6 separate regions of the Homo sapiens genome follow, and regions 1, 2, 3, 5 and 6 are each linked to region 4. The links are chromatin loops, found by intact Hi-C in ENCODE. Cell type or tissue: PC-9. All regions are shown on one strand. Region 1 has its middle 20 kb from the start of SOGA3-KIAA0408. Region 2 holds the start of MTCL3 (MTCL family member 3). Region 3 has its middle 26 kb from the start of LINC02536. Region 4 holds the start of LOC124901399 (a long non-coding RNA gene). Region 5 overlaps ECHDC1 (ethylmalonyl-CoA decarboxylase 1). Region 6 has its middle 21 kb from the start of LINC02536.

The links. A loop is a pair of places that touch in the nucleus more often than their neighbours do. Peaks named below come from ENCODE experiments on the same cell type or tissue, not always from the same donor. Only the 100,000 strongest peaks of a DNase experiment are listed, where the experiment ranks them.
Region 1: it touches region 4 in a loop (12-fold over the local background); 82 of 110 quality-filtered maps call a loop at or near these places.
Region 2: a loop joins it to region 4, with 2.8 times the contacts of the local background. A loop is called at or near these places in 22 of 110 quality-filtered maps.
Region 3: it touches region 4 in a loop (3-fold over the local background); 4 of 110 quality-filtered maps call a loop at or near these places.
Region 5: it touches region 4 in a loop (8-fold over the local background); 26 of 110 quality-filtered maps call a loop at or near these places.
Region 6: it touches region 4 in a loop (3-fold over the local background); 24 of 110 quality-filtered maps call a loop at or near these places.

The regions. Positions count from the first base shown.
Region 1 is chr6:127,536,426-127,541,425 of GRCh38, reverse strand. No RefSeq gene overlaps it. Among named protein-coding and RNA genes, the nearest start is that of SOGA3-KIAA0408, 20 kb to the right of the region's middle. In PC-9, CTCF peaks have their summits at 1,757 and 1,965 (motif pointing right); no DNase peak of the experiment used is centred here.
Region 2 is chr6:127,514,900-127,519,899 of GRCh38, reverse strand. MTCL3 (MTCL family member 3) reads left to right here and starts at 565. Exons shown (of 7, transcript NM_001400265.1): 1 at 565-1,321; 2 at 3,198-4,386; 3 at 4,853-5,000. The coding sequence starts at 3,286. SOGA3-KIAA0408 (SOGA3-KIAA0408 readthrough) reads left to right here and starts at 565. Exons shown (of 13, transcript NR_174482.1): 1 at 565-1,321; 2 at 3,198-4,386; 3 at 4,853-5,000. It overlaps LOC107986642 (a long non-coding RNA gene), which reads right to left. Exons shown (of 2, transcript XR_001744337.2): 2 at 4,600-5,000. RefSeq lists a silencer at 3,652-3,881 and an enhancer at 4,569-5,000. In PC-9, CTCF peaks have their summits at 3,046, 3,889 and 4,145; a DNase peak (open chromatin) is centred at 3,106; H3K4me3 peaks cover 2,315 bases; H3K27me3 peaks cover 452 bases.
Region 3 is chr6:127,687,447-127,692,446 of GRCh38, reverse strand. No RefSeq gene overlaps it. Among named protein-coding and RNA genes, the nearest start is that of LINC02536, 26 kb to the right of the region's middle. In PC-9, CTCF peaks have their summits at 1,941 and 2,145 (motif pointing right); no DNase peak of the experiment used is centred here.
Region 4 is chr6:127,462,094-127,467,093 of GRCh38, reverse strand. The region is part of intron 7 of SOGA3-KIAA0408 (SOGA3-KIAA0408 readthrough); the gene reads left to right. LOC124901399 (a long non-coding RNA gene) reads right to left here and starts at 3,500. Exons shown (of 2, transcript XR_007059750.1): 1 at 3,385-3,500; 2 at 2,560-2,998. RefSeq lists a silencer at 1,856-2,150. In PC-9, CTCF peaks have their summits at 1,831 and 2,036 (motif pointing left); a DNase peak (open chromatin) is centred at 2,013.
Region 5 is chr6:127,302,433-127,307,432 of GRCh38, reverse strand. All of the region lies in intron 5 of ECHDC1 (ethylmalonyl-CoA decarboxylase 1), which reads left to right. Among named protein-coding and RNA genes, the nearest start is that of RNF146, 38 kb to the right of the region's middle. In PC-9, a CTCF peak has its summit at 4,494 (motif pointing left); a DNase peak (open chromatin) is centred at 4,522.
Region 6 is chr6:127,639,869-127,644,868 of GRCh38, reverse strand. No RefSeq gene overlaps it. Among named protein-coding and RNA genes, the nearest start is that of LINC02536, 21 kb to the left of the region's middle. In PC-9, CTCF peaks have their summits at 2,477 and 2,678; no DNase peak of the experiment used is centred here.

The sequences.
Region 1 (5,000 bases), 74 kb before region 4:
AGGACCCTTTACAGTATGGCGAAGATGAGCAGACATACCTTTGCCTTAAGTACATCTGCTTGAATAATGCTCTAACAACACTTAAGCTGATTTATCTCCTAGCATCTCTGAATAATTTGCTAAGCTGTTCCTGGTTACTGCCAAGAACAGTGTAAGTTATGTCTTGCCATGAAGAATTGGTGAATAATAGTGTTCATTCGGTTGTAATATGCAAGCCCATGTAAATATGCCTACAGGAGGCCCAGGAATCCTGCATCCTGCTTGGATGCAGGAAAACCCACCAGTACGCTTTCCTCAATCAGGGCACTATGACCAAATGCCACTCTTTCAGGCTCCCCCAGATCTTGAGCCTTGTGTATGTGAATGTTGATTCTTGCTGAATCTCAGGAGATTTCTAGGACACCTACGGATTACTCTGGAAGGAAGGAATGAGATGGAGGGGAGCAATATTGCTTTCTATATTCCAATGAAACATTCTTAGAATTGTCATTAATGTGGTACATTGTTAAATAACTGCTAAGAAGCCGGATGATTTCAATAAATATTCCAGATATATTTAAAATATATCACCCACATGGCTATACTAAAGAAAATATGTTAATGACTACACGTATACATTTTATATTTTAAGACTCCATTTAAAAAAACCTTTTACCTCAGTAAAACTGTGATTTATATTCAAAATATGTCTGATTTTAAATCTTACCACTCAACGGATTGCACTCATCAGCCCTTAGTTTACAATGTGACTAAAAACTGCTCCTATGGTGGCATTTGATACAGAAAGGGGAAATTAAACTAATTTTTTTAACAAGCTGGAGTAGCAGCTCTTTCTCACCTGAGGACGGATAGAATAATATTTCCACACACCAGGAAATATTGCTACGTCAAGGGAAGAAAATATGTTCAAATTACCTCTTTTTTCATGACTTTTTCCCTTGTTGATCATATCAAGGTTTGAAAAACTTCATCAAATAACTGAGGATTTGTAAATATTAGCCAGCTCCCAGGGATATGGGTCATGATATGATGAATTTTCTAAAGATATGTAAAAGACCTTGGTACACATCTAGTGCTCCCAGTACAAGCTTATTGATCACATACACTATGAAATATTATATCTTCTAAGTCAATGTCAGTTTATACTAAATATCATCAAATAATATTGGACTAAATATAGTCTTTAAAATATTCATGGTTGAGTGCTCAATTTTTTAATATATAAGCCTGTCAGGAATCCCTCACATTAAAATTATGTTGTGCTATGTAGACCTGATAAATGCTAGAATCCCGCTGTTGTAAATCACACATTTGTAAAAGAAAGGGGAACATGGCTACATTGTATTAAAATATTTGTTGGGTACAGAGTGAACATGTGGATTCAGAACCAAGCTGACTGCCAGCTTAGAGCCCTGTGACTCCCTATTTCCTATCCTAGTACCAAAGTGGCACAGCAGCTCTCAGGGCTGGCCCTGGAGTAAGCAAGCATGCCCTCCAGATGGTAGGCTAATGAGACCACTTATTTAACTATGTTTTGCCTCATTCTCAAGAGCACCTATTTGTCTCCTAGGAAGAAGGCTCACATACCAGGCTATCTGTTGCAAACCTTGACATCTGGTTCATTTCATACCATAAAATGAGAGCAAATGAATATTTTATGCAAGATAATTTATCCCAAATTTTCTAAATTTCAAAGTTATTGTGACATCCACCTTAAAAACGTGGGTTTTGAAAACATTAATTGAAATGATCCTTTAAATGGCTGCTATTCTCTTACTGGGCCCATAAAATATGTAAATATGTGGTTATATAGTTATTGCCAATTTATGATACATTTGTAAAGATTACATCAAGAAAAATAAAACTTCGAATATTAAATACATATTTAATGTATAATGCTGAAATTCTCTAGATTATCACTAGATGGTAGTATACAACATTAAATACAGTCTATTCCCCTGATTGTGCTGTTCTCTGCTTCAAGCTCTTTCCAAATGGCTTTTTAATGATCACAGATTTAATTATAACTAATATTTAATATCTTCTCTAGACACTGATCAAATAATATTATAGTAACTGAGTGATCTTGGACAAGTCGCTTATCCTCTCTGTGCCTCAGTTTCCTCATCTATGAATTGTAGTGCACAATCCCCCATGTAGCCTCTTGATGTTGCCTGAATATACCAAAGGTAAGCCTATAACCTAAAAAGTGACTCAGAATCTTTCCCCAGGGTTTTTCAAACTGTACTTAGGAGTAGCTAGTACATCCCTGGTAGTGGGAGCAGCACAATGTAAAATGCAGATGCTGGAGGAAGCAGGGCAGGAAGCTGCCCTTGAGTAGGAAAAAAAAAAAAAATGAAACTGAAAAGCAGAGAGGAGCACAGACAGTATACTGAGGTAGAGAGTGGGGGGTTCGGTGGGAGAGAGTCCTGATCATGTTGATTCCCTGGTTCCAGCTATTCCTGGAAGCCATGATGTCATTCTTCCAGGAGTTGATTATTCATTCATATTATTTTTCTTTCTGCCTTTCTTTCTTTCTCTTTCTTTCTTTCTTTTTCTTTTCTTTTCTTTTTTTCTTTCTTTCTTTTTTTTTTTTTTTTGGAGTCTCACTCTGTCACCCAGGCTGGAGTGCAATGGTGCAATCTCGGCTCACTGCAACCTCTGCCTCCTGGGCTCAAGCGATTCTCCTGCCTCAGACTCCCGAGTAGCTGGGATTACAGCCACACGCCACCACACCCAGCTAATTTTTGTATTTTTAGTAGAGACATGGTTTCACCATGTTGACCAGGCTAGACTTGAACTCCTGACCTCAGGTGAGACACCTGCCTTGGCCTCTCAAAGTGCTGGGATTACAGGCATGAGCCACCGTGCGCAGCCACATTCATGTACTTCTTTAATCAAACTTGATAAGAAGGCGTTTCTCCAATAAATATTCACTTTTGCCCCAGCTACTTTGACTAGGCTTAGTTACTTTAACCAATGCAATTCTTACCAATTCTTTCCCAGGTGAGAAAGAGATGCTACTCTAGCTCTTAAAAATTAGTTTAATTTCCCATTCCTGTATCAAATGCCAGCATGGGAGCAGTTTTATTCACATTGGTAAACTAAGGGCTGACAGAAGCTGCTCACTCATTCTGTCCATTGAGGAATAGTGGAGCTGTTTAAGTCCTTACCCACGTGGTCTATTTCAAGTTTAACTCCCAGCTATACATTTAACACCAAAAGAGGAAAAATGCAAAGAAGGGAGAAGACGAAATAAGGAGAAGTTCAAAGCTTTGGCTCATTAGAACTAATTAGAATCTTTTTTTTTTTTTTTTTTTTTTTTTGAGACAGAGTCTTGCTCTGTCGCCCAGGCTAGAGTGCAGTGGCAAGCTCTCAGTTCACTACAGCCTCTGATTCCTGGGCGCAAGCAATTCTGCTGCCTCGGCCTCCTGAGTAGTTGGGATTACAGAGCCCCCGCCACCACGCCCGGCTAATTTTTGTATTTTTAGTAGAGATGGGGTTTCGCCGTGTTGGCCAGGTAGTCTCCAACTCCTGACCTCAGGTGATCCGCATGCTTTGGCCTCCCAAAGTGCTGGGATTACAGGAGCGAGAATCTTAAAGAGATACACGGGCCGGGTGCAGTGGCTCACGCCTGTAATCCCAGCACTTTGGGAGGCCAAGGCGGGCGGATCACCTGAGATCAGGAGTTGGAGACCAGCCTGGCCAACATGGTGAAACCCCGTCTCTACTAAAAACACAAAAATTAGCCGGGCTTGGTGGCGCATGCCTATAATCCCAGCTACTCGTTAGTCTGAGGCAGGAGAATCGCTTGAACCCAGGAGGCGGAGGTTGCAGTGAGCCGAGATGGCACCACTGCACTCTAGCCTAGGCGACAAGGAGGAAAACTGTCTCTCAAAAAGAGAGAGAGAGAGAGAGAGAGATACACCTGCCCAAAAAACTCAAGCACTTTGAAAATAGGTATTGCCATTTAAAACCACAACTTCAATCCTAAAAATCTAGATACTTCAGTCCTCCCAGACATTTTCCTAGTGGGGATTTTAATAGTTTTGAGGGTAGGTGAGTGGTATAACTTTATTCTATTAACTTATAGAGGTCCTAATTTGATGTTTATAAACTGATGGTGTTGGCTGGGTGCAGTGGCTCACACCTGTAATCCCAGCAATTTGAGAGGCTAGGGCAGGCAGATCACTTGAGGCCAGGAGTTCAAGACCAGCCTGGCCAACATGGCAAGACCCTGTCTCTACTAAAAATACAAAAATTAGCTTGGCGTGGTGGCATGCGCCTGTGGTCCCAGTTACTTGGGAGGCTGAGGCACGAGAATCACTTAAACCTGGGAGGCAGAGGTTACACTGAGCCAAGATCATGCCATTGTACTCCAGCCTGGGCAACACATCTGGAGTGCAGTGGCATGAGACTCTGTCTCAAAAAATAATAATAATAAAAATAAAAATATGTTAATTAAACATGTTTTAAAAATACAGTAAACTGATAGTGTTAACATATATTTCCCAGGTACCTAAATTTTCAGAAATCCAAGACTAAAGTACGTAGCAGAAATTACCAGGGGTTCTAATCCAGTACAGAACCTCAAAGCAATAAGCCAATTTGGAGATATTCCTACCTCTCTCTCAATCTGTCTGTCTTCTTTCTCCCTCTCTTTCTCTCTCTTTTCCTCTCCCCCCTCCCTGTCTGTCTTCTCTCTCCCTTCCTCCCTCTATCTCTTTCTCTTAGTGTTTATATCTCTCTGTCTTTTCTCTCTCTCTCTGGAAAGATGTTGGATTTTGGAGTCCACTATGGCAATGAGCTGCTTATGAAGGCAGAATCCTAAAATGGGGACACAGCTAGCAGGGTAGGGCCACAGAGAACCTCAGGATTTATTTGTTGGTTTTATGACTCCTTTAGACCCAGCAGGAACATACCCTAAGCTAATCTGGATCTGTACAGAGCCGCTCCTCTGCTGGCTAGTATACAGATCAAATGGCAGCTGCCTGATATGT
Region 2 (5,000 bases), 53 kb before region 4:
TCAAGCTCACAAAGGAATTCTTAGAGGTAGAAGGGAGGCTCCCATGCCCCCCGCCCACCACTGAAAGAAGAAACTGAAAAGAAAAAGAGAAAATTCCACTTAATTTTTAAAAATATTATTACTGTGAAACAGTATGGGTTAGTGTAAATTGTAAAGACATGTATATTCTGAACTCCTCTTTTTAAATGAATTCCCTTTTAGGCTGATATAATGTATTCTTCCTGGTTTCTGTTATTGTTCGCATGCACTACTATAAAGATTATGGATCCCAGCAATTACTCATTTTCACGGTAGAAACCGGCACTCAGTAGAAAACAGGAAAACGTACTGAAGGCAAACCGTTCTGTAAAGGATCTCTGTGGGCCGATATTTATTTCGGTTTGCACTAAATTAGTCGTGGCTTCGCAAGAACCCTTTGTCTGTGGGACGGTGGGTCCCATCATGGCAACCATTATCTATTCGTGGAAACGACATCTGATGACTCCGCCCGGGCTGGGGGTGGGGAGGGAGCACCGCGTGTAGAGCTCGACTGAGAATTAAAGTGAGTGAACAAAGAGAACTCCCAGCAGCCGCCAGCCAGCTGCATCAGGAGATGTTAGTCACGCCCGGAAGGCTGTTCTAGTCCGCCTCCTTGGAAAAGAAGCTCAAGTAAATAATTGATGGAGAATGACCGAACCCAGGACAAAGCTTTGCAGGAAACCAGTGCATCCGTGTTCGAGCGGTTTTGGGATCCTCTGCCAAGTACGGGATAAGAGAATAGAGCAAGGAGTTTGAGCGCTGCTGCCAATCTTCCATCTCGGGCGTGGCTCTGGCCTTTTTGTCTCTTTATCCCGCCACTCCCCACCCCCGTCCCCCGTCCCCCTCCCCGCCTTCTTCTCTTTCCTCTTGAAAGTAACCTCTCTTTGGTTACTTCTACCCTATCGTCCCTTGCAATCCCGCCTTCTCTCCTGCCCAGTTCGGTGAGGTCAGCTCATGAACATCTCTGCACTTCCTGGGGAGCGTCTGGCCCAGCTTGGTACCTCGCGTGTTAGCCTGCTGAGAGCTGCAGCTCCAGCCCAGCCGCGGACCGCCGGGAAGTCACCCGCTCTGGGGGCAGCTGAATCTTGACGTTACCGCCATTGTTTGGAGAAATCGAGTGGGTGTGGAACTGCGGCGAGCGAGCCCAAAGTCATGCTCAGCCGGAAAGTCGCATACAATAATATGAAGTTGAACTTTCCTCGGCGCAGAAAGGCACAATAATAAACCCTGAGATCCCCGGAATATCAGAAGGAAAGTGCTGTTGATTTGTTCAGCTACTTGGAAACCTCGCCTCTGCTGAGAAGTGAGCAAGTTCTGGATTTCTAAAGGGTTGGGGATGAATGATGGGGTGGGTTAGCAGGCGGATAAAACTTGAGATTAAAAGTGTTGGTCTAAGCCGTGCAGGGGTTGGTTGGGTGATAATTTTCACCGGGAAAGCCTTGAAGAGATGCAGCATCTTGTCACTTTGTGGGAACCACGTGACAGCAGCCGGATACCTTTGATTGTGGAGCCCAGTTACTGGAACACAAGCTTTCGCCTGGGTTAATGCTGTCTGAGGGCTGAGTTTAAACATTGGCTTCTCAGCTCTGGAATTATTCTGCCTGATTAAAAACAAAAATAAGTTTGCATTGGCAATATAAGTTAGTTAGATAGCCCATGTTAGTGCCACCCATGATGATAAACTAGGCCAGACATTCTAGTAGTATCGCGACTGGGAGAGAAGATGTAGAAAACAAGTTGGTGGGCAATTTTCCCCCGATGTCTTCTTTGTTCACCTTTATATTTCAAAGTGAGTTGGAAGGAGATGCCAGAAACAGAAAGGGAGGTGGATTAGGAACCCTTCGGTAATATTTCTTTATAAAATGAGGAATTACTGCATGCTAAGTTGTGATGCTAACAATAGATGTTAACAAGAATAATGCAAGTAAAATAACTGGCAGTAAAGTAATCTGCTCTCTGTATAGAACAAATATTTTTAAAGGAGAAATTTATGCCTAGTCATGCCCCTTTCAGTGCTTTAGACAGAAATAATTTTAAGGAAAAGGCAACTAATTGACTAGCTGCCTGGATCCCTAGGGAGAGGAACCCATGAGGCAGTAACTTGCTATTTTTCAGATTAAAGAAGCTAGTGACGGATTTATCTTGGAAATACACATACTGGAAATTGATCTTACCACCATGAGGGAAGATGCACCAGCCTTCTGGGTTCTGTCTCAGAATTGCTATATAGGAGGAAATGGGCACTTTAAAAAGTACAACTTTTGCCTATGATATGCGATGTAAGAAGATGGCTAAGAATGAAAATATTTTCTATCTAGCAATTACACTTAAAACTAAAGTGATTCATAAGACTACAAAACTGGGTAAGCATAGGAAAATTCATCACCAGAAACTTAGGAAACTGCAGAACTGACCACAACTTTTCCAAATGTATTTTAAAAATTATTTCCCAAAAGGGAAAAAATACGTTTTTGGGTTGCTAATAACTAACCCATATAGACAATTCTTAATGCTATTATTTTCTTGAAACTGAGATTGATTTAAAGGCATTCATTATTTATATTTTCTTTTAGTTCTATTATAAAGGAAGTTGGGTGCATTTTCCCAAAAACAACATTAAGGGTTGGAGCTGCCTGGGGAAAGTGTCATTTATCCGTAGAAAATATTCTCTAGGAACCCTACATCATAACCCTTTTCCTCTAATTGAACTTGGGAATACTAATTAAATGAAAACTTTCTCCAGTAAACTAGGCTTTACATATGGATTTGATGGTAAGGAAAGCCAAAGTTGTAAAAGCAGAGTTGACAACTCTAATATATGGATATCTTTTCTTTCTGAAGCTTCTTTTCCACTTTATCCTCTTTTCTTTTATATCTCCCTTTCCATCAATTCCTGTCTGACTCTGTATCTCACCCTTTCCAAAGCCTGCTACCATGAGAATGTAAGGTTCAGCTGCTTTCAGATCCGTCATTTTGCTGAGGTGGAGTGAGATGGAGACAGCGCCACCCTGGGCAAAATGAGAATTGACAGCCCTCCATCCTATTCCTAAAGACAGCCCTGCATCCTATTCCTAAAGTCAAAGCTTCTATTAAGCGCCATCCAAATGGAGCAATATCACCCTTTGCTCTGCAAAAATTCAGACATGTTGTCTTCTTCTCTCCTTTTGTTTCTGTCCCAGCTTAGGAAGGAAGGTTGGCGGCGGTGAAGAGGGAAGAGGATGATCTAGTAATGGGCTCTTCCAAATCGCATCTGGTAGGTTCATAGCCATGAGTCAGCCACCAATCGGGGGCGCTGCCCCTGCCACAGCAGCAGCTTCTCCCGCCGCTGCAGCCACTGAGGCTCGTCTGCACCCGGAGGGCAGCAGCAGAAAGCAGCAGCGAGCTCAGTCACCCGCTAGACCGAGGGACAGTTCGCTGCGACAGACAATCGCGGCCACCCGGTCCCCAGTGGGGGCCGGCACTAAACTCAATTCTGTTCGGCAGCAGCAGCTGCAGCAGCAGCAACAGCAGGGTAACAAGACCGGGAGCCGCACGGGGCCGCCCGCCAGCATCCGAGGAGGCGGAGGTGGGGCCGAGAAGGCGACGCCCCTGGCGCCCAAAGGGGCCGCTCCGGGAGCTGTCCAGCCTGTGGCTGGTGCTGAAGCGGCCCCCGCCGCGACCCTGGCCGCTTTGGGCGGCAGGAGGCCCGGACCGCCCGAGGAGCCGCCTCGGGAGCTAGAGTCCGTGCCCTCGAAACTCGGGGAACCCCCTCCGCTCGGAGAAGGGGGAGGAGGGGGCGGGGAAGGAGGAGGAGCCGGCGGCGGCTCCGGGGAAAGGGAGGGGGGCGCTCCGCAGCCGCCGCCGCCCAGGGGCTGGCGAGGGAAAGGCGTACGCGCTCAGCAGAGGGGCGGCAGCGGCGGGGAGGGGGCCTCCCCTTCTCCATCCTCCTCTTCTGCGGGCAAAACCCCAGGAACCGGCAGCAGAAACTCCGGAAGCGGCGTTGCGGGGGGCGGCAGCGGTGGTGGAGGGAGCTACTGGAAAGAAGGATGTCTGCAGTCTGAGCTCATCCAGTTCCATCTCAAGAAGGAGCGGGCGGCAGCGGCGGCGGCCGCGGCTCAGATGCACGCTAAGAACGGCGGCGGCAGCAGTAGCCGCAGCTCCCCGGTGTCTGGCCCCCCTGCCGTTTGCGAGACCCTGGCCGTCGCCTCCGCCTCCCCAATGGCGGCGGCGGCGGAGGGCCCCCAGCAGAGCGCAGAGGGCAGCGCGAGCGGCGGGGGCATGCAGGCGGCAGCGCCCCCTTCGTCGCAGCCGCACCCGCAGCAGCTCCAAGAGCAGGAAGAAATGCAAGAGGAGATGGAGAAGCTGCGAGAGGAAAACGAGACTCTCAAGGTGAGGAGGGTGGGGGGACCCGGCTGGGGGATGGGAAGAGTGGGCCTGGGAGGATTAGGGCGTGTACCGGCAGGGATCAGAGGCTGCTAACCTGTTAGGGAGCCTTGAAGAGGGAGGAGAACAAGAAAGGAGGGAGGGGGTTTCCTAGGCCTTGCCGGAATTTGAATCTGCTCTCAGTAACGCGAGGTTTTCATTTAAATTCAAATCTGGGCCTCCGTTTCTCTAATTATAATGGTTTGTCACACTTCTTCCTGGAGAGAGGTAGAGTAAGAGAACGAGAGAGGGCCTAAAGTGGGCCTTTTTCCCCCAGTTTCCTCTTCTGTACTCAGCTCCTTGTCACTCCTGTCTCGTGGAGAGAGAGGGCAATTAAAGCTGAGAATTTGGAATTGGAATGGGGTGTGTACGGTGTGTGTCGGAAGGGCTGGAAGCGAGTTTGATTTTGACACGCGGCCTGTCACCGCCTCAGAACGAGATCGATGAGCTGAGAACCGAGATGGACGAGATGAGGGACACTTTCTTCGAGGAGGATGCCTGTCAACTGCAGGAAATGCGCCACGAGTTGGAGAGAGCCAACAAAAACTGCCGGATCCTGCAGTACCGCCTCCGCAAAGCCG
Region 3 (5,000 bases), 230 kb before region 4:
GTGTATCTTCAGTATTGTGAATAATGGTTTGCATATATTTTTACTGAGTTCTTGGTGTTTAGGCTGTTTGTATCATCTGTTTGATATCAACAGCACCACATCGTAGGTGCAAAATGTATGATTTTTGAATGAATAAATCTCTAATGCTATATACATTTATTTTGTAATACCACTTCTAACTTAGATTTTTATCTTAAGCCTTATCTTTAATTGTGGAGGTTTCAAAACATTTCCAAGCATTGTGTATTTGTTCCTTTCATGTTTAGCACAGTTTTATTACCTTTGAAACCTGTTACATCTTTCCCAACTAGACCATAACTCCATGAAAGCAATGTCCTACCTGTTTTGTTCTCCAGTCCTACAAGTACCTGAGAGAATAGTTGAATAAATGTGTAAAATGAAAATGTTTGTTCACTGATGAGTAAGAGTCATGCTTGACCAGTGGAGCATCTTTCAAGATAACAGATGACACTTGTAGGGAGCCAGGGGTCACCTCCAACCCCCCTTTTAACTCTTAATAGGTTCTTCAGCTGGATGGAGAAACCAGATTGACACCAGGCAGGTTGATAAGAGAAAAGCATACAAATTTTATTAGTTTTACATGCACATGGGGTTCTTCACAAGAGAGGGAAGTCAAAAGAAGTGGCCAAAGCAAGATGCCTTGATACTTTTTAGACATAGAGTGATAGATTTGAGAAGAAATGATAGGACAAAGAAAATCTGGCTACAGTGGTAAAAATTTTCCAGGGGAGTTACTAAGAAATACATGGGAAAGTGTAAAACAGGTGAAGGATGAGGATTACTTCATTAATTATGTTTATTTAGGTCCACTGTAGCCTTCAATTCCAAGTCTCTGGTGATACGGGCTATTTTCTGACCCTGATATGGAGAGAGTACCCCTTCCAGAGGAATCTTTATTGTTTGCTGCAGGTAGAAAGAGATAGGTCAGCTCAGCCTTTCTGAAATTATTTCTCTAATGTTTTTAACTCAGAATAATCAACATACCAAGTAGGCATATTTGGGGATGGCACATTGTTCACTCCTTTACTCTGAAGTTATGTCTTTTCAGGGCTTGCAAAACAATGACAGGACTAAAAAAATGCTGATATTGTAAAAAACTTTTTTTCCCAGACTATAGATTTTGTGTATATAATGAGTTGATAAACTCTGAGAACATCAATTTTTAGTCAGATTTGGTCAAATTCAAATTTACCTTGGTCACTTACTACTTGTGTGATCACAGGAGCAGGACTTCATTCCATTATCTATTAAATGGGGGACAAAGACACCTGCCAGTAGAATTGTCATGGAGATGAAGGATAATGATGGATGCACATGAAGCACAACCCAGTGCCTGGCACTTGAAAGGTGCATAAACGTCATTAGTCTCTTTCTTCCATTTCCCCTCCTGCATTTTTGCTTATAATCCTTGTGTATTTAGTATCCATGTAACATACTATCAGCATGTGAAATAGATAATTTTTAGAGCATTTGAATGATGTTAGTAGAAATCACCCATTTCCTGACAGTTTTTAATCTGCATTCAACTTTTGATTATTTATTTGCAGATTGGTCATGAGAATCATAAAAACTCCTGGCTACCTTTCTTTTGCCACCAAGTAATTATTACCTATTATCATTTTTTAACCATGTGTATAAACCTCACTGTCATGTGCTTTCAAGGATGGAAAACTGTTGTGCTTATAACTCAATTTCAAACAAATGAATAAAATAAATATTTGTTCAAAATCCATGTCAATATTATCAGTTAAAATAATACAGTTTTCCATAATAGTTCCAAAATATCAACTGAACATTTAATATTGAAATTGATAAAATTAAGTCCAGTCCCCTAAATGTGGCAAAATCACAACCCTTCTTAAGACAAATAAAGCAGCTGAACACTGTCTTAGATAAGTTTTATTCAATGTATTAAATTCTATCAGAAATTGAACGCAATTATAAACAACAGTATATGTGTTGTATGTTTACAACACATATACATTGAAACTGATGTTTAGTTTAAGTTTTTTGTTTTTTTTTCACATGTGGTTTTTACTTAATTCAAAATATCTGCCAAGCCTTGGAATGCAAGTTAATTCCAAGCAACAATGAAAATGAAGACAGGGGTTGATCATGAGCATGACCACTAGATGCTGCTAGTTGTCTAGTTTATAAATCTAAGCAGTTGCATTTCTCAAAAGCTTGCTTCTCCCTTTTTTTACCACTGTTTTTCAAACACAATATAGAATTCAATTCTAAGGTTCAGTTAAGTTGGAGCATATAGAAAGTTAACATTTGTAATATTCAAGTTTAAAAAAATTGCTTCTAACTTCACTCAATCTCTTTTTCTTTACATCCTAAAAGGTAGTAACATCCAAGTCTAAAATATAGTTATGTCACAAAAATAACCACATCTCCTTGTAATTACATTATTGTTATAATAAGCTGTCATCAGATTTTTTAACAATGGGCAATTTAACTCTTGTCGTTCATGGACAGTTAATTGCTTTACTTTGATTCTTCTCTGAAAGTGTTTGTAATCAGCTACAGTTTAAAATTGCCTTATCTTCAAGGACATTCATGAAAAAGACTCTGACAGGTACTCTGAAATACAGATTGCTGCTGATAACTTTGTGATCTTATCATTGGACTGGGTAAGAATTTTTAAAACTCTAATGAAAAACCTAATGGCTTCATGCAACAGCTGTAACAAGATCAAGCAAAATAAGAATTGCATGATGTTCATTCTGCTGAGGATAATGTTTTTTGACTTTCTATTCAAAATTTTGGAGGTTCTTAAATGTTTTATTTTCCTGAACTAAGGAAATTTTAAATTTTTTCTTAAGCTATCTATAGCATATTGGTAACATACGCTTTTGTAAACAGAATTAAAATATTTACCTTTTCTCCCTACCTGATTCTTCCAGAATTCACAAAGCTACTTGTTGATTTTCTTATTTCTTGGCAATACAGTGAATTGCAAAAGTTCAATAAGACTCTGTTTTCTTTATAACAGGACAGAATTGGAAATACCGGTTATATTACTAAGACTCTGACTGGGATACTATATTTGAGAAGATACAAAGAACATCTAGCTTCAAAGATTCTCAGCCTCATAGTGGCTCTCACTTCCTGGCAGGCCCAGGAACCTCAGGATATTTTGGAGAGCCCAAGACAAGAGGAATTCACTAAAATCTATAGGTATTGCAGGCAAAGTTTGATGATGAGTCCTTGGCTTGACATTATAGCTTTGAGAGGCTTTTAAAAGACAAATCTGATATTTCTTATAAAAAGATTCAGGAAAGTAAACTTAAAGGGGCCAACAACAGCCAAGCTGAGAGGTAAATCAGGAAGGCAATCCCATTCACAATTGCCACTAAAAGAATAAAATACCTAGGAATACAGGTAACCAGTAAGGTAAAAGATCTCTACAATGAGAATTACAAAACATGGCTCAAAGAATCAGAAAAGACAAAGAAATAGAAAAGCATCCCATGCTCATGGAGAGGATGAATCAATATTATCAAAATTGCATACTGCTCAAAGCAATTTATATATTCAATGCTATTCCTATCAAACTACCAATGACATTCTTCATAGAACTAGGAAAAACTATTTTAAAATTCATATGGAACCAAAAAAAAAAAAGCCTGAATAGTCAAGGCAATCATAAACAAAAAGAACAAAGCTGGATGCATCATGTTACCTGACTTCAAACCATACTACAGGCTACAGTAACCAAAGCAGCATGGTACTGGTACAAAAACAGGCACACAGACCAGTAGAACAGAATAGAGAGCCCAGAAATCAGGCTGCACACCTACAGCCATCTGATCTTCAACAATGCTAAACAAATAAGCAATGGTAAAAGATTTCCTATTCAGTAAATGGTGCTGGGATAACTGGCTAGCCATGTGCAGAAGATTGAAGCTGTACCCCTTCCTTACACCATATACAAAAATCATATCAAGATGGATTAAAGACTTAAATGTAAAAAGCAAAATTGTAAACTCTTGGAAGACAACCTAGGCAATACCATCCTGGACACAGGAATGGGCAAAGATTTTATGACAAAGACATTGAAAGCAATCTTAACAAAACCAAAAATTGACAAATGGGATCTAATTAAACTTAAGAGCTTCTGCACAACAAAAGAAATTATTAGGAGAGTAAACAGTTAATCTACAAAATGGGATAAAATATTTGCAAACTATGCATCTGACAAAGGTCAGATTTATAAGAAACATAATCAAATTTACAAGAAAAACAAACAATCCCATTAAAAAGTGGGCAAAGGACATGAACAGACACTTCTCAAAATAAGACATACATGTGGCTGACAAGCTTATGAAAAACAGCTCAATATCACTGAGAATTAGAGAAATGCAAATCAAAGCCACAGTGAGATACCATCTCACACCAGTCAGAATGGCTATTGTTAGAAAGTCATAAAATAACAGATGCTGGTGAGGTTGCGGAGAAAAGGAAACACTTAGATACTGATGGTGGGAGTGTAAATTAGCTCAACAATTGTGGAAAGGAGAATGGCGATCCTCCAAAGGGCTAAAAGCAGAACTACCATTAAGCCCAGCAATCCCTTTACTGGGTGTATACCCAGAGGAATATAAATCATTCTACCATAAAGGCACATGCACGTGAATGCTCACTGCAGCACTATTCACAATAGCAAAGACATGGAATCAACCTAAATGTCCATCGATGACACATTGGATAAAGAAAATGTGGTACATATACATCATGGAATACTATACAGCCATGAAAAAGAACAAGATCATGTTTTGAAGGAGCATGGATGGAGCACGAGGCTATTATCTTTAGCAAATTAACACAGGAATAGAATACCAAATAACACATATTCTCACTTATAAGTGAGAGCTGAATGATGAGAACTCATGAATACAAAGAAGGGAAAAACAGAACCTGGGGTCTACTTGAGGGTGGAGGGTGGGAGGAGGGAGAGGAGAAGAAAATGTAAC
Region 4 (5,000 bases):
AACGGCATCACTTCTTTTTGAGGTTGTCCAACATGATGTACCTTTAAAGTTAGCTCTTTAAGTTTATGTCAAAAGTACCTGCCTTAACCTGTGCATTCAAATATTAAGAGAGTATGAGGGGCAGAGAGCAGCTCATCAGTTTACTTACTTGCCTCAAGTGATTTAGTAAGGGAAGATAATTTAAGAGCTTTTTTAAAGAAATGACTTATATACTCTTATTTCTTAAAGTCAGAACACTCAGTTTAGTTTGTAGTTTATAACTCCCTTCCATCTTTCTTATAAACAGTTTTTTCACATTCTGTGTTACTCCTTTTGCATCACTGACTCCGGGACAGACAAAATAGAGTTAGACTTCTTAAATAGAACATCCTGTGTATTGGCCTAGATCAGTCATTTATAACTGGGTTTCAGCATGACAAGTTACTGAAATTAATTTTTTTCTGGACATTAGGTGACTCCTGGGAATCCAAGCAGGAAAGGAAATGTGTATCTGCTGAGCCTTTGCCCGAAAGGAAATGTGTACCTGCTGAGGCTGTCGGCCCACTGCATAGAGGGCCTTAGCGTTTGTAAATAAGCTTAGATTACATCTAGTGGAAAAAGCCGTAGTGAAGCTAGTTGAGGTAGTCAAGGAAAATGAGGACTCCCTGGCCTTGGACCTCATCTTGATATGAAAAAAACTGTCCAAGAGGGGAAACTGAAGTCTCTATTCAGCCTCCGTACTTCAGAGGGAATGTAATTGATTCAGATGCAGCTATTTGTTTGAAGATACCTGATATTTGTAGAAAGTGACTGGATTCAAAATAGTAGTGTGGATTAAAAAGAGTTGGATAAAGAAAGAGTGAGGTTGGCTGGGCACGGTGGCTCACGTCTGTAATCCCAGCACTTTGAGACGCCGAGTTGAGTGGATCACCTGAGGTCAGGAGTTCGAGACCAGCCTGGCCAACATGGCAAAACCCCGTCTCTACTAAAAATACAGAAATCAGCTGGGCCTGGTGGCGGGTGCCTGTAATCCCAGCTATTTGGGAGGCTGAAGCAAGAGAATTGCTTGAACCCGGGAGGCAGAGGTTGCAGTGAGCTGAGATCGTGACATCGCACTCCAGCCTGGGTGACAAGAGTGAAACTCTGTCTCAAAAAAAAAAAAAAAGAATAAGGTTGCAGAAATCTTATTTTGCAATATATATTGATAGCGTCAACAACATCAGAATACAGTGGAAGGGTCAGACACAGCTGCTTTTGAGGATGTACTAAATACCTACTGTTTCCTTCCTGCACTTGAAATAGCTTTTGCCCTACATGATACCACCATTTTGTAACTCTCTCTTCCTAACCCCTTTTCCTTTATGAATTTTTGAGATGTTCATGGGCAAATTACCCATCAAGGTATTGTGCTTATAGGCTAATATGGACTTACTGAGGGACCTTGGCCATGGAAAATGGGTCTGCATGGTTCTGCAGAAGACCCTGAAAATGGGTCTGGCTGATTCTGCAGAGTGGGCCTAGGAGCTACACTGAAGTGTGACTTTAGGCCTCCCGTTCTGTAACTTTACCTCCAGATCCTTTACTGTATCCCTCTCATATCATGATGCCATATTCCTTTTGACCTGAACTCCAGGGGCTCAAAATCTAACACCCACCTATGCAGTTCCCCATTCAGATCTTCCACCTGTTTCCCCACTCCATGCCCTGTGAATGAAACAGATGGCTTTCCTGACCTCTAATCAAAGCCTACCCATATTGATCTGTTCCTTCTAGTCCTTAGTATGTGCTACCTCTTCTTTTCTGTGCCGAAGTGGTGAGTAGCCAATAGTTATTTCCTCTACCAGTGGTATTTTACTAGGCAATTATTGGAAATAGAATGCTGCCACCCGGTAGTGATAAATCTAACATTTCTCGTAGAAGATATAGGTGGATTAGTTACTCCCTGGGGCAATATGGATTAGTTCCTGTGTCCTTCAAATTGCACTCACCAAGCCTGAGCCATGCTTTACTGCTGAAACATCCTAGCAGAGAGAAGTAAGTGGCTCAGGGTGGCCCTCTTGTGGTGGACAAGCATTCCCAGGACTCTGCTGGTCACTAAAGAAAAGGTAGCCCTCAAACAGTCCTTTTTATTATTTTTGATTTTATTGTCATCATTATCAGTATCCTCCAAGTCAAGAATCTGTAAATAATACAATGAGATGCTAAAAACAAGTTTGAAAAATGTGAGCAAGGTCTGTTTCTAGTTTTAAAATAGCCCACATTTCTCAAATATGTTACTGTTTGGTTCAGAATTTGGACCACTACCTAAAAAGAACAGATCATTCAAACGTGTCTTTTGAATATTTCTGTCATCTGGAAATGCCTGCGCATAAGCCCCATGACGGATGTGCTTGGCTAAAAAACCTGTTGACGTGTCCTCAGCCTTCAGAATAGAAGAGACAGCCAGTTTCCCATGATTCTAAGGATAAACATCCCCCACTGGAAAAATATTACATTAGCTGGCAAGTAATAATCCAAACATGTACATGGATAGTAAATATTCTGTGTGTGATCCTCATAATTTTATACTCCAAAACAGTATTTTAGGAGGATCAAAATTATATTTATTAACACACAGTTGAAATTGCCATTCTAGAACTCAAATAACACAGGACCAAATTTGACAGAATCAGCTGTGGAACTTTATCAAAAGTCTGAAGCCAGGACCTCACCACTGGATGGTCTGAGTCAGAAGTCTGGGGAGAGTTCCAGCATTACTATTTTTCTTTTTCATTCTCTGTGTGATTATAGTATGCAGCTAGGACTGAGTGAGAGTAACACTAAACCGTGATCTCCTTGGTGGAATGCTGTGGGTACTCCTAGGAGAGACTCTCCAAATTTGTGAATTTATACCAGTGTAGTGGGCTACTCAGAATGCAAACAGTCACGCTACATGTCACATTTCAGGGAATCTTCAGAGCTGACCAGACCTGTTGAAGACAAGGATTTCTTCCTCTTCTTTGAGTCCTCTTGGTCTAACCTGGCACAGAATTGGTATTCACAAATATTTGTTAAATGGAATGTTAATTGAAGTACCCAAGACCTTAGGAATTGAAGATAATTTAAGATTTAAGAGTTCTGCTAAACAACTGAGATCTCATGATCTTAAAGTACTTTGAAAATTGCAAGGGGCAGACATTATTCAAGAAGGAAGGATTTCTTAAAATACGTCCTTTATAGTAGCCTTTGAACTTTAACATGCAGAAGAATGAGTTTAGGCGGGGCACAGTGTTTCAGGCCTATAATCTCAGCACTTTGGGAGGCAAAGGAGGGAGGATCATTTGAGCTCAGAAGTTCAAAACCAGCCTGAGCAACATAGCAAGACCTTATCTCAAAAAAAAAAAATAAATAAAATTAAAAAATTACCTGGGCATGGTGGCAAGTGCCTGTGGTCCCCTACTCAGGAGTCTGAGGCTGGAAGACTGCTTGAGCCCCAGAGGTTGAGGTTGTAGTGAGCCATGATCACACCACTGCACTCCAGCCTGGGTAACAGAACAAGACCATCTCAAAAACAAAACTAAACTAAAACAAACAAAAAAGAACAAGTTTAGTTTTTTTAAAAGTTGTTCTCTTTTTCAATCTTTTCTATCTTCTTTCCAATGAAAATAGAAACACAGTACCCCTTTTATTGTTAAATATGTTTAAAGGGTAAAAGAATAAGCAATGGAAAAACGTTATAAACAAGAAATCAGAAGCTCTCCAGTCTCATAACAACCAGGTTGTCATACCATAAAGAGAACAAATGAGTAACTGCTTTGTAACACTTCAGGATCATTCTGCAAACAAAACCATAGATTAAATATGTACTGGCACTAGCATGCTTAAGGCCATGTTGCCATGTTTATCTTCAGATTTTTTAACTGCTAAGATAAAATCCATTTGCCTTTTTATTTTGACCCAGTGTTTACAATTAGCTAAGGACACGAGCCTCTTTAGATAGTAATAAATACTCAGCTGGCTGGGCACAGTGGCTCATGTCTGTAATCCCAGCACTTTGGGACGCCGAGGCGGGTGGATCACGAGATCAGGAGTTCAAGACCAGACTGGCCAATATGGTGACACCCTGTCTCTACTAAAAATACAAAAATTAGCCGGGCATGGTGGCATGCCCCTGTAGTTCCAGCTACTCAGGAGGCTGAGGCAGAAGGATCACTTGAACCTGGGAGGCGGAGGTTGCAGTGAGCTGAGATTGCGCCACTGCACTCCAGCCTGGGTGACAGAGCAAGACTCCCATCTCAAAAATAAATAAATAAATACTCAGCTATATGATTCTTATGTCATACTTGAAAGATAGAGTATCTTCTCTCTCATTTGGACATAGAAGAAAACTGAATTTAAAATTTGCCAAAGCCAGAAATCAACTTCTCAGTCTCCTCTCATATCCAGCATTCTTATTTCGATTTTCTTCCCTTGCACTTCTTGGAATTTTGAACTTCAAGGCACTCCACCAGGAATGAGGAGACCTGGATTCTATTCTTGGAATGGCCACTAAGTGGCTTTGTGACCTTGAGCAGATGAGTTACTCTCAGGGCCTCTTCCCTCAACTGTAAAATGAGAAGGTTAGCTAGATGATTTCAGAAGTTCTTTCTGGCTCTAAAATTCTGTAAGTCTGGAAACACCTGCTAGTGACATTTATGCACGCATTAGTTCTCTTTTACCCTTTTTAAAATGTTTTTGATTGTGCCTTAATATTATTATTAATATAGATCTTTTCCATTTCTTTTTAGAATTTTCTTTTTTGTTTCTTGACAGCAGGCAGTGTTTCTACATTTATTTTCCATTAAGTGTTATTATGTACATTTCTTTACATATCTGTTATACATTGAAATAAGATTAGTATGTCATAAGGTATGAATGATGTAATTCTTTCTAAAACATAGGGCAATCATTTGTGAATTTCATATTTGAAGATTTAAATGTTCAAATGGTTTAAAGAAAAACTGCATTACAAAACAAATTGCATTTTTTTCATAAGATTTTCA
Region 5 (5,000 bases), 160 kb after region 4:
GGTCTCAAACTCCTGACCTCGTGATCTGCCCGCCTTGGTCTCCCAAAGTGTTGGGATTACAGGCGTGAGCCACCATGCCCAGTCAATATTTTTTTAATTTAGATTTCATTTATTTCTGCTCTGATCTTTAGTATTTCTTCTACTAATTTTGAGTTTGGCTTGCTCTTGCTTTTCTAGTTCTTTAAGATGCATTATTAGGTTATTTGAAATTTTTCTTGTTTTTTGATGTAGGCACTTATAGCTATAAACTCCCTGTTAGTACTGCTTTTGCTGTATCCCATAGGTTTTGGTATGTTGTACTTCATTATCATTTGTTCTAAGAGAATTTTCAGTTTCCTTCTTAATTTTTTAATTGACCCATTGGCCATTCAGGAGCATATTGTCTAATTTCCATGTATTTGTGTAGTTTCCAAAATTCCTCTTGTTATTGATTTGTAGTTTCCATTGTGATCACAGAAGATGTTTATTATTTTAATTTTTTGAATATTTTAAGATTTGTCTTTTGACCAAACATATGGTCTACTTTTAAGAATGATCCATGTGCTGAGGAAAAGAATGTGTATTCTCCAGCTCTTGGAGGAAATATTGCATGAATATCTATTAGGTACATTTGTTTCTATAGTGCAGATTAAGTCTGATGTTTCTTTGTTGATTTTTTGTCTCTAAGATCTGTCCAGTGCTGTATTAGTCCATTCTTGCATTGCTATAAAGAACTACCTGAGACTGGGTAATTTATAAAGAAGAGAGGTTTAATTGGCTCATAGTCCCACAGGCTGTACAGGAAGCATGGCTGGGGAATCCTCAGGAAATGTACACTCATGGCAGAAGATGAAGGGGAAGCAGGCACGTCCTACATGGCTGGAGCAGGAGAAAGAGAGAAAAGGGGAAGGGTACTACACACTTTTAAACAAAATCTCATGAGAACTCATTCACTATCACAAGAACACCAAGGGGGAAGGCTGCCCCCATGATCCAATCACCTCCTCCTACAACATTAGGGATTACAATTCTACATGAGATTTGGGTGAGGACCCAAATCCAAACCGTATCAAATGCTGAACGTGGGGTGTTGAAGTCTCTAGCTATTATTGTATTGGGGCCTATCTCTCACTTTAGCTCTAATAATGTTTCCTGTATATATCTGGGTGCTCCAGTGATGGGTGGCATAAAAATTGTCATATCCTCTTGCTTAATTGACCCATTTATCATTATATAGTGACTTTCTTCATCTCTTCTTAACAATTTTTGTCTTGAAATCTATTTTGTCTGAAATAAATATAGATACTCATGTTTTCTTTTTGTTTTCATTGTCATGGAATATCTTTTTCCATTTCTTTATTTTCAGTCTTCGTGTGTCTTTATAGGTGAAATGTGTTTCTGGTACACAACAGATCATTTGGTCTTTTTTTTTTTTTTTTAATCTATCAACCAGTCTGTGTCTTTTGATTGGAGAGTTTAGTCCATGTACATTCAATATTATTATTGGTAGGTAAGGACTTACTCCTGCCATTTTATTTGTTTTTTGGGTTGTTTTGTGGTCTTCTCTTTCTTTTCTTCTTCCTTTTTGTGATGATGATGTTCTCAGTGATTTGATTTAGCTTCTTGCTTTTAATTGTTTTGTGTATCTTTTATGTTTTTTGGCTTGCAAATACTGCATCTTATTAGGCTTGCAAATACTATCTTATCACCCATTATTTTAAGCTGATAACAACTGAACATTGTTTGGATAAACAAGCAAACATGCAAAAAGAAAATAATAAAAACTTTATGCCTTAACTTTATCCTCTGGCTTTTTAATTTTTTGTTGTATACTGTCTATGTCATGAAAAGTTGTAGTTATTATTTTTGATTGGTTCATCATTTGGTCTTTCTACTTAAGATAAGACACAGTTACAGTGTTTTAATATTCTGTGTTTTTCTGTATGCTTACTATTATCAGTGAGTTTTTTACCTTCAGATGATTTCTTATGGCTCATTGACATCGTTTTCTTTCTGATTAGAGTGCTCCCTTTAATATTTCTTGTAGGACAGGTCTGGTGTTGATGAAATCCCTCAGCTTTTGTTTGTCTGGAAGTCTTTATTTCTCTTTCATGTTTGAAGGTATTTTTGCAGAATATACTATTCTAGCATGAAAGGATTTTTCCCTCAGCACTTGCAGTATGTCGTACCATTCTCTCCTGGCCTGTAAGGTTTTCACTGAAAAGTCTTCTCCCAGACATATTGGAGCTTAATTGTGTGTTGTTTCTTTTCTCTTGCTGCTTTTAGGATCCTTTCTTTATTACAGACCATGTTTTTATCCTTGACCTTTGGAAGTTTATTAAATGCTTTGAGGTACTTTTGTTTGGGTTCAATCTGCTTTGCTGCTCTATAACCTTCTTGTACTTGGATATTGATATCTATCTCTAGGTGTTGGAAGCTCTTTGTTATTATTCCTTTGAATAAACTTTCTAACCCTGTCTCTTGCTCTACCTCTTCTTTAAGGCCAATAACTCTTAGATTTGCCCTTTTGAGACTATTTTCTATATCCTGTAGGGATGCTTTTTTATCTTTTTTCTTTTGTCTTCTCTGACTATATTTTCAAATAGCCTGTCTTCAAGCTCACTAATTCTTTCTTCTGCTAGATCATTTCTGCCATAAAAAGTTATGCCATAAAAAGTTCTGATGCATTCTTCAATAGTATGCCAGTTGCATTTTTCAGCTCTAGAATTTCTGCTTGGTTCTTTTTATTTCAATCTTGTTCTTAAATTTATCTGATAGGATTCTGAATTCCTCCTCTGTGTTATCTTGAATTTCTTTGAGTTTTGTCAAAACAGCTACTTTGAATTCTCTGTCTGAAAAGTCACGTATCTCTTTTTCCAGTATTGGTCTGTGGTGCCTTGTTTAGTTCATTTGGTGGGTACATGTTTTCCTAGGCGGCCTTGGTACTTGTAGATGTTCTTTGGTATCTGGGCATTGAAGAATTAGGTATTTATTATAATCTTCACAGTCTGAGCTTGTTCGTAGTGGTCCTTCTTGGAAAGGCTTTCTAGATATTCAGAAGGACGTAGGTGTTGTGATCTAAGCTGTATCTGCTTTAGAGGGCACCCGAAGCCCCGTAATGCTCTGGTTCTTGCAGACTTCTGGAGATACTGCCTTGATGGTCTTGGAGAAGATCCGGAAGAATTCTCTGGATTACCAGGCAGAGACTCTTGTTCTCTTCCCTCACTTTCTCCCAAACAAATGACATCTCTCTCTCTCTCTGCTGAGCCCCGTGGAGCTGAGGGTGAAGTGAACTAAGTAACCCTATGGCCACCGCCACTAGGACTGTGCTGGGTCACATCTGAAGCTAACACAGCACTGGGTCTTGCCCAAGGCCTTCCATAACCACCCCCTGGATACTGCCTATGTTCACTTGAGGGACTAGGACTCTACAATCAGCAAGTGGCAAAGCCATCCAGGCCTGTGTTCTTCCCTGCAGGGTGGTGATTTCCACTAGACTCTGGAAAAGTCCAGAGGTGCTGTCTGGGAGCCTGACACTAGAGTCAAAAACTTTAGAAGTCTAGCTGGTGTTCTGACTTGTCTGAGCTGTAACTCAGACCACAAGACATAGACCTTTCCAGTCTTTTCTCCCCTTTCCAAAGGTGGAGGAGTGTCGCCCCATGGCCACTGTCACCACTGGCTCACAGGGAATACTGCCAAATGATCATTAATATTACAGTAAAAATCTGTTAGCTAGTGTAGCCACCTTCATCAATAACCCTAGCTAGATCTTCAGGATCACTTGCTGCAGCTTCTGTGTTACCCCTTACTGCTTCAGTTTGCACCTTTATATTATGGAGATGACTTCTTTCCTTAAACCTCATAAACCAACCTCTGCTGGCGTCAGATTTTTCTTCTGCAGCTTCCTTACCACTCTCAGCCTTTGTAGTGTTGAAGAGAGTTAGAGCCTTGTTCTGGATTAGCCTTTGGCTTAAGGAAATGCTGTGGCTGGTTTGGTCTTCTATCCAGACCACTAAAACTTTCTTCACATCGGCAATAAGACTGTTTCGCTTCCTTATTATTCATGTGTTCACTGGATTAGCACTTTGAATTTCCTTCAAGAACTTTCCTGTTGTATTCACAACTTGGCTTTTACCCTGAATTTTATGGTAATTACTTTCTTGCTTTCCTTTATAGTTTTATAAGCTAAATATTCTATAATAAATATATTTTTTATTTTTTTGACTTCATATAAATGGCATCATATAGTAGTAGAAATAGAATGAGAAAAGTTTCAGTATGCTAACTTATGAAAAACAGTAAATTTTATATTAATTTTTCTTTTTATAATTTATGACTCAGGTTTCAATTCATCAGTTAAAATATGTCACTTCATGCTCACACAAATAGAGATTTTCTAGTTTTTTTGGTATATAAGACCGTTTACAGAAATCCTAGCCTCTTGAAAACTAGTGTTCAATAATGCACAAAATTCTTATGCACAATAAAAAAAAGTTATTTTATATGACAGTGCCCTCTGCTGTCATCAGTGCAGATTGCATTAGAATGCTGCTATTATTACATTTTATTCTGCGAAGAGGAAGCAGTCATTGGCTTTATGCTTGATATGAGACTAAACAGGAAATGCTGTATGTGTGAAAGTATTAAATGCATTCCTCACTTTACACTGAATACAGGTAGTTATGAAATATATAATTTCAATACATATATAAATATAAAACGTACATCTAAGTATATAATTAAAAGAATTTTAAGGCTGGGCACAGTGGGTCAGGCCTGTAATTCCAGCACTTTGGGAGATCGAGGTGGGTGGATCACCTGAGGTCAGGAGTTCGAGACCAGCCTGGCCAACTTGGTGAAAACCCGTCTCTACTAAAAATACAAAAATTAGCCGGGCATGGTGGCAGGCGCCTGTAATTCCAGCTACTCAGGAGACTGAGGCAGGAGAATCACTTGAACCCGGGAGGCAGAGGTTGCAGTGAGCTGAGATGGCGGCACTGCACTCCAACCTGGGCAACAAG
Region 6 (5,000 bases), 180 kb before region 4:
CGATTTTTCTGTTTAGATAATTTGTCCATTAATGAAAGTGGGGTGTTGAAGTCTCAACAATTATTGTATTGCAACTCATCTTTCTCTTTAGATCAATTAATGCTCATTTTATATACTTGAGTGTTACTGTGTTGGGTATATAGATATTTATAGTTGTTATATCCTCTTGCTGAGTTGACCTCTTTTTTAAAAGAGTGTTGTTTGTTTGTTTTTACAGTCTTTGATTTGTTGTCTATTTTATCTTATATAAATATAGCTATTCCTGCTCTTTTTTGGTTTCCATTTGCATAGGATATCTTTTTCCATTCCTTCAAGTTCAGTCTATGTGTGTTTTTACAGGTGAAGTGGGCTTCTTATAAGCAGCATATAATTGGATTTTGTTTCTTTATGCATTCATTTATTCTATATCTTTTCATTGGAGAATTTATTTCTTTTATATCAATGTTAATATTGATAAGTAAGGACTTACTGCCGCCATTTGTGGCATGTTTTCTGGTTGTTTTGTAATTCCTCTTTTCTTTTCTTGCTGTCATGCTTTGTGCTTACGTGATTTTCTTTGGTAGTATGTTTTAATTTATTGTTTTTATTTTTAGTGCATTTTTTATAGGTTTTAGCTTTGTGGTAGCCATCAGGCTTGCAAAAATCTTATAATTATAACAAGTTATTTTAAAGAGATGGCAACTTATCTTTTATCACAAAGAAAATAATAGAAATAAAGGAAAAATGACAAACTCTACCCTTTAACTTCATTCCCCCCACATTTTTACTTTTGTTGTTTCAATTGAAATATTTTTATCCTGACTATCTCTTAACAGGTTGCTGTAGCACCTATTGGTTTTGGTAGATTTGTCTTTTAGTCTTCATACTAGAGTTCATTGGATTACATACCAAAATCTTGTTACAGTATTCTGAGCTTGTCTTTGTACTTATTTATGAGGGGGGTTTATGCCTTTTTATGTTTTATTTTTGTATGTCAGTCTTTTTCCTTTCAAACTGAAAAATTCTCTCTATGATTTCTAGTAATACAGGTCTGTTGTGATCAATTTTCTTAGTTTTTGTTTATTTTGAAAAAAACTATATTTCTTCTTCATGTTTGAAAGATAACTTTTCAGGGTATAATATTCTCAGTAGGCATTTTTTTTTTTTTTACTGTTTTGAATATGTCATCCTCCTCCCTCTTGGCCTATATGATTTTTACTGAAAAATCTGTTGCCAAATTGGAGCTTCTTTATACATTTATGCTTATTTCCTTTGGCTGTCTTTAGGATCCCCTTTTACCCTAGACCTTTGAGAATTTTATTGCATGACTTGGAGTAGTCTTACTTGGGTTTAATCTGTTTGGTGATCTCTGACCTTTGCATACCTGAATATTTATATCTTCCTAAAGTTTTGGAAAGTTTTATATTATTATTTCATTGAATAAGCTTTCTATCTTTTTCTTTTTCTCAGATCCCCCTTAAATATCAATAATTTTTAGATTTTCTTTTAAGGTAGTTTTTTTATATCTTGTGGGTGACAGAGCAGGAGCACCATCATTTCGGACACCATCATTTCGGACAAACACCACCATTTTAAGCTCCAGCTCCCTTTCTAGCCTCATGCACTTCAAGGAAATCACTTCTCTTCCAACTACAAGCAGCCAGAAAGAGCAGACAGTAAAACACAGATGAGGCTGCTTGGGCACGAAGGGAGGTGTGGGGAATGTCTCTTGGGTAACTGCGAAACCTCACCCTCATACAACGGGCCCCAGTAAAACAGTGGGCCTTAATAATCACATTCCTTTCCCTTCAGGTGCACTAAGATAGGGAAGCTAAAAGCAGACCCTGCAGGTATGCCTTCAGCTGCAGGGATGTATGGGAACAGACACACAACTCTCCCTCCCAGATAAGCACAACAAAGACACAAAAGAGACACAGAAGCAGTCCAAGCCTCTGATAAGCTCTCCTACCCTAAATCCTTAAAAACTCTTAGTAAGAGAGTGGGCACGACCTAACTCAGCCAGACGCCCCTCTCAGGTTTGTTTTCTCTAAAATAAACCTGTCCTTGACTGTGGAGCAACTTTTTGTTTCTTTCCTCTTTCTTTAATTCTTAACAGTGGGCATTTTTCATTCCTTTTCATTCTTTTTTTTTCTCTCTCTCACAAACTGTGTGTTTTCCAATTGCCTGTCTTTGACTTCACTGATTCTTTTCTCTGCATGATTTATTCTACTGTTAAAAGCCCCTAATGAACTTTTTAGTTAAGCAAATATACCTCTAAGTTCTAGGATTTCTGTTTGATTTTTAAAAATTATTTCAAATTCTTCATTGAATTTCTCTGATAAATTTTTGAATTGCTTATTTGTGTTATTTTGGAGATTTCTGAGTTTCCTTAAAAACTGCTATTTTGAATTCCTGATTGGAGAGTTTATCTATTGCCTTCTTGTTGGGGTTGATCACTGGCTCCTTTCTTTGTCTGTTTGAGGAGGTCATGGTTCACCATTTGCTAGTGTTGTTTCTTGTGGATATATATATATATATATATATGTCTTTGCATTGAAGAATTAGTTATTAATTCTACTCTATCTGGCTTGTTTGGGTTTTTATTGAGTATGTTTGCTTAGATATTTATTTGCGATGTAGCTGTTCAGTATCTTTTTGCTGGGTCACTACCTCCTTTCCAGCACTAGATGGCATTTTAGCCCAGATTTGCCTTTTCGGCACTAACGAAGTTCAGAGTGCTGCCTGTCCTGGATGGGGAAGGTCCCAAAGAGAATACCCTGGCATCCTGGCAGTGTAGGAAGGCTGACTAAAAGTTCATGCTCAGGAGACCCACGTGTACCCGCTAAAGCACTGTGCTGCTGAACAGCTACTCTGATTTGGCATCTCCTTTGGCCTCGATACAGAGCAGTGTTTTTCACCTGTGGATGCTAGTCCCATCTCTCCGCTTTGTCTCTAGCTGTCCTCAGGAATTTTTCTCCCTTTGGGCATTTGTGATGTTTCCAACGGTTTGAGGAGGGACGGGTCTTCTGCCAAGGAACCCAAGATGGTGGGGAAGCTGGTTGTCCCCCTTGATCTCACGTTTTCCTGTATAGTAATCATGAGTCAGGGAGAAATTTTCCTTGGGTTTTGTGCCTGGCAGACCAAGGAACAGGGATCTCAAATGTAAATGTCTGATTTTTTTTTCACCCTCTGCACAGAGTTTTTTTTCATTTCTCTGTCGACCCAGGAACTGTCTCATTTTCATATTTGAGTTCTGGAATATTGCTGATGATAATCTTAGTGCCGTATTTTTTTTTAGGTTTTCTGTCAAGGGAAAGTGAAGCCAGCTTGCTTCTACTCTGCCATTTTGGTGACATCACTCCTGTTTTATAAGATTTAAATCTAAGTATTTCAGTTTCTTTAAAGTTACTAAAAATAGTCCTATTTTTAAAATTTTAATATCCATTTGTCAGCGTATAGAAATGCAATTAATGTTTTTTCATTCTGTATCCTGAGGAATTTTCTTATTGATTTCTGGCTTACTTCATTATGGTCAGAGAACATACTCTTTATGATTTTAATTTTTTAGGTTTGTTAAGGTATGTCTTATTGTTCAGGATATACTCTATCTTTGTGAGTGTTCTACGGACACTTAAAACAATTTTGTATTCAGCTGCTTTTGGGTGAAGTGCTCTATAAATGTCCATTAGATATTGAAGCATTTTTAAGATGGCTGTTTTAAAATCCTTAGCGGATAATTTCAACATCTGATTCATCTGCATATTGACATCTGTTGAATGTCATCTCTCATTCAAATTGTGATTTGTCTCACTTTTAGTATGCCAAATGATTTTGATTGTATCTTGGACATTTTGGTTATTATGCTTGATCCTGTGTAAATCCCTGGATCCTATATAAATTTTCTATCATAGTACACGGTAGCCTTGTTTAGCATATAGGTTCTGGTATACTTTTGCGGGACTCAGTTCCAATGGCAGTTTAGTTTTCTCAGCGCTTACAATGTTATTCTGTTCTGGTTCTTCTGATGTTATTGAGCTCTCACTCAATGTCTGCTGGAACCATCTATGTGGGCAGAAATCACTTCTCTGGGCCACCTGTTGACCTTCTAGTGGGGTGAAATTTGCAGGTATGGAGGGCAGGGAATGAAGGTCACCTACACTGCTGACCTGTAGGCAGATGACACGACTCTCTGATGCCTAGGTTGTAGAGTGGAAGCTAGAATGGCCTAGGGTTTCCTTCTGTGCTGCTGCCACTCCTGCCAATGCATTAGACTGCCTACAGGTGCTCAGGTTGTGGAATGGGAGCTGGGTTCCCTACTAGTTCTCTGCTGATCTTCCACTTTTCTGTCCTTTGGCCAGAAAGGGCAATTTTTCTTGGTGTTCTTGTGTATTCCTATTGACAGTTCCAGGTTGCAGACCTCTCTGGTGCCCAATCAAGGATTATATTAGAGATAAAAGAAAACCCAGAGAACCATTTATGATGACATTTATAAAGTCTCAAGGTCTCTAGCCAGTCTTTATGTATCTATTTCTCCTCATTCAGAGTCCTGTCATCACTGTAGAATAGTCTCTAGGGAATGTAGTTGCATTTAAAGGGGAAAAGCAGAGAAATGTGAGTCTAGACCATTTTATTTCAGAACTACACATCCTATGCAATCATCTTTTGAACCAGCAATCTCTCATCTGGGAATTCACCTTAAAAATACATCTGCTATGAAATATGGGGGGGGGGTGGTTATTCATTGTGATATTACTTGTATTTGAAATGTGTTTGATAATTTTGAATCGCCACATATAGGGTATTGGTTGAATTAACTACTGAATATCCACACAGAGGAATGCTATGTAGTTAGTAAAAACAAACAAACAAACAAACAAAAATTTAAAGATGACAAATATCTCTAAGAGGACATACATAGTAATTTCCCAGGAAAAAAAATAAGTGAAAAAAATCTGGGTACCAAGGAATATATATAGTATTCTAACTTTTCTGGAAGAAATTAGGAACAAATAAGGGATAAA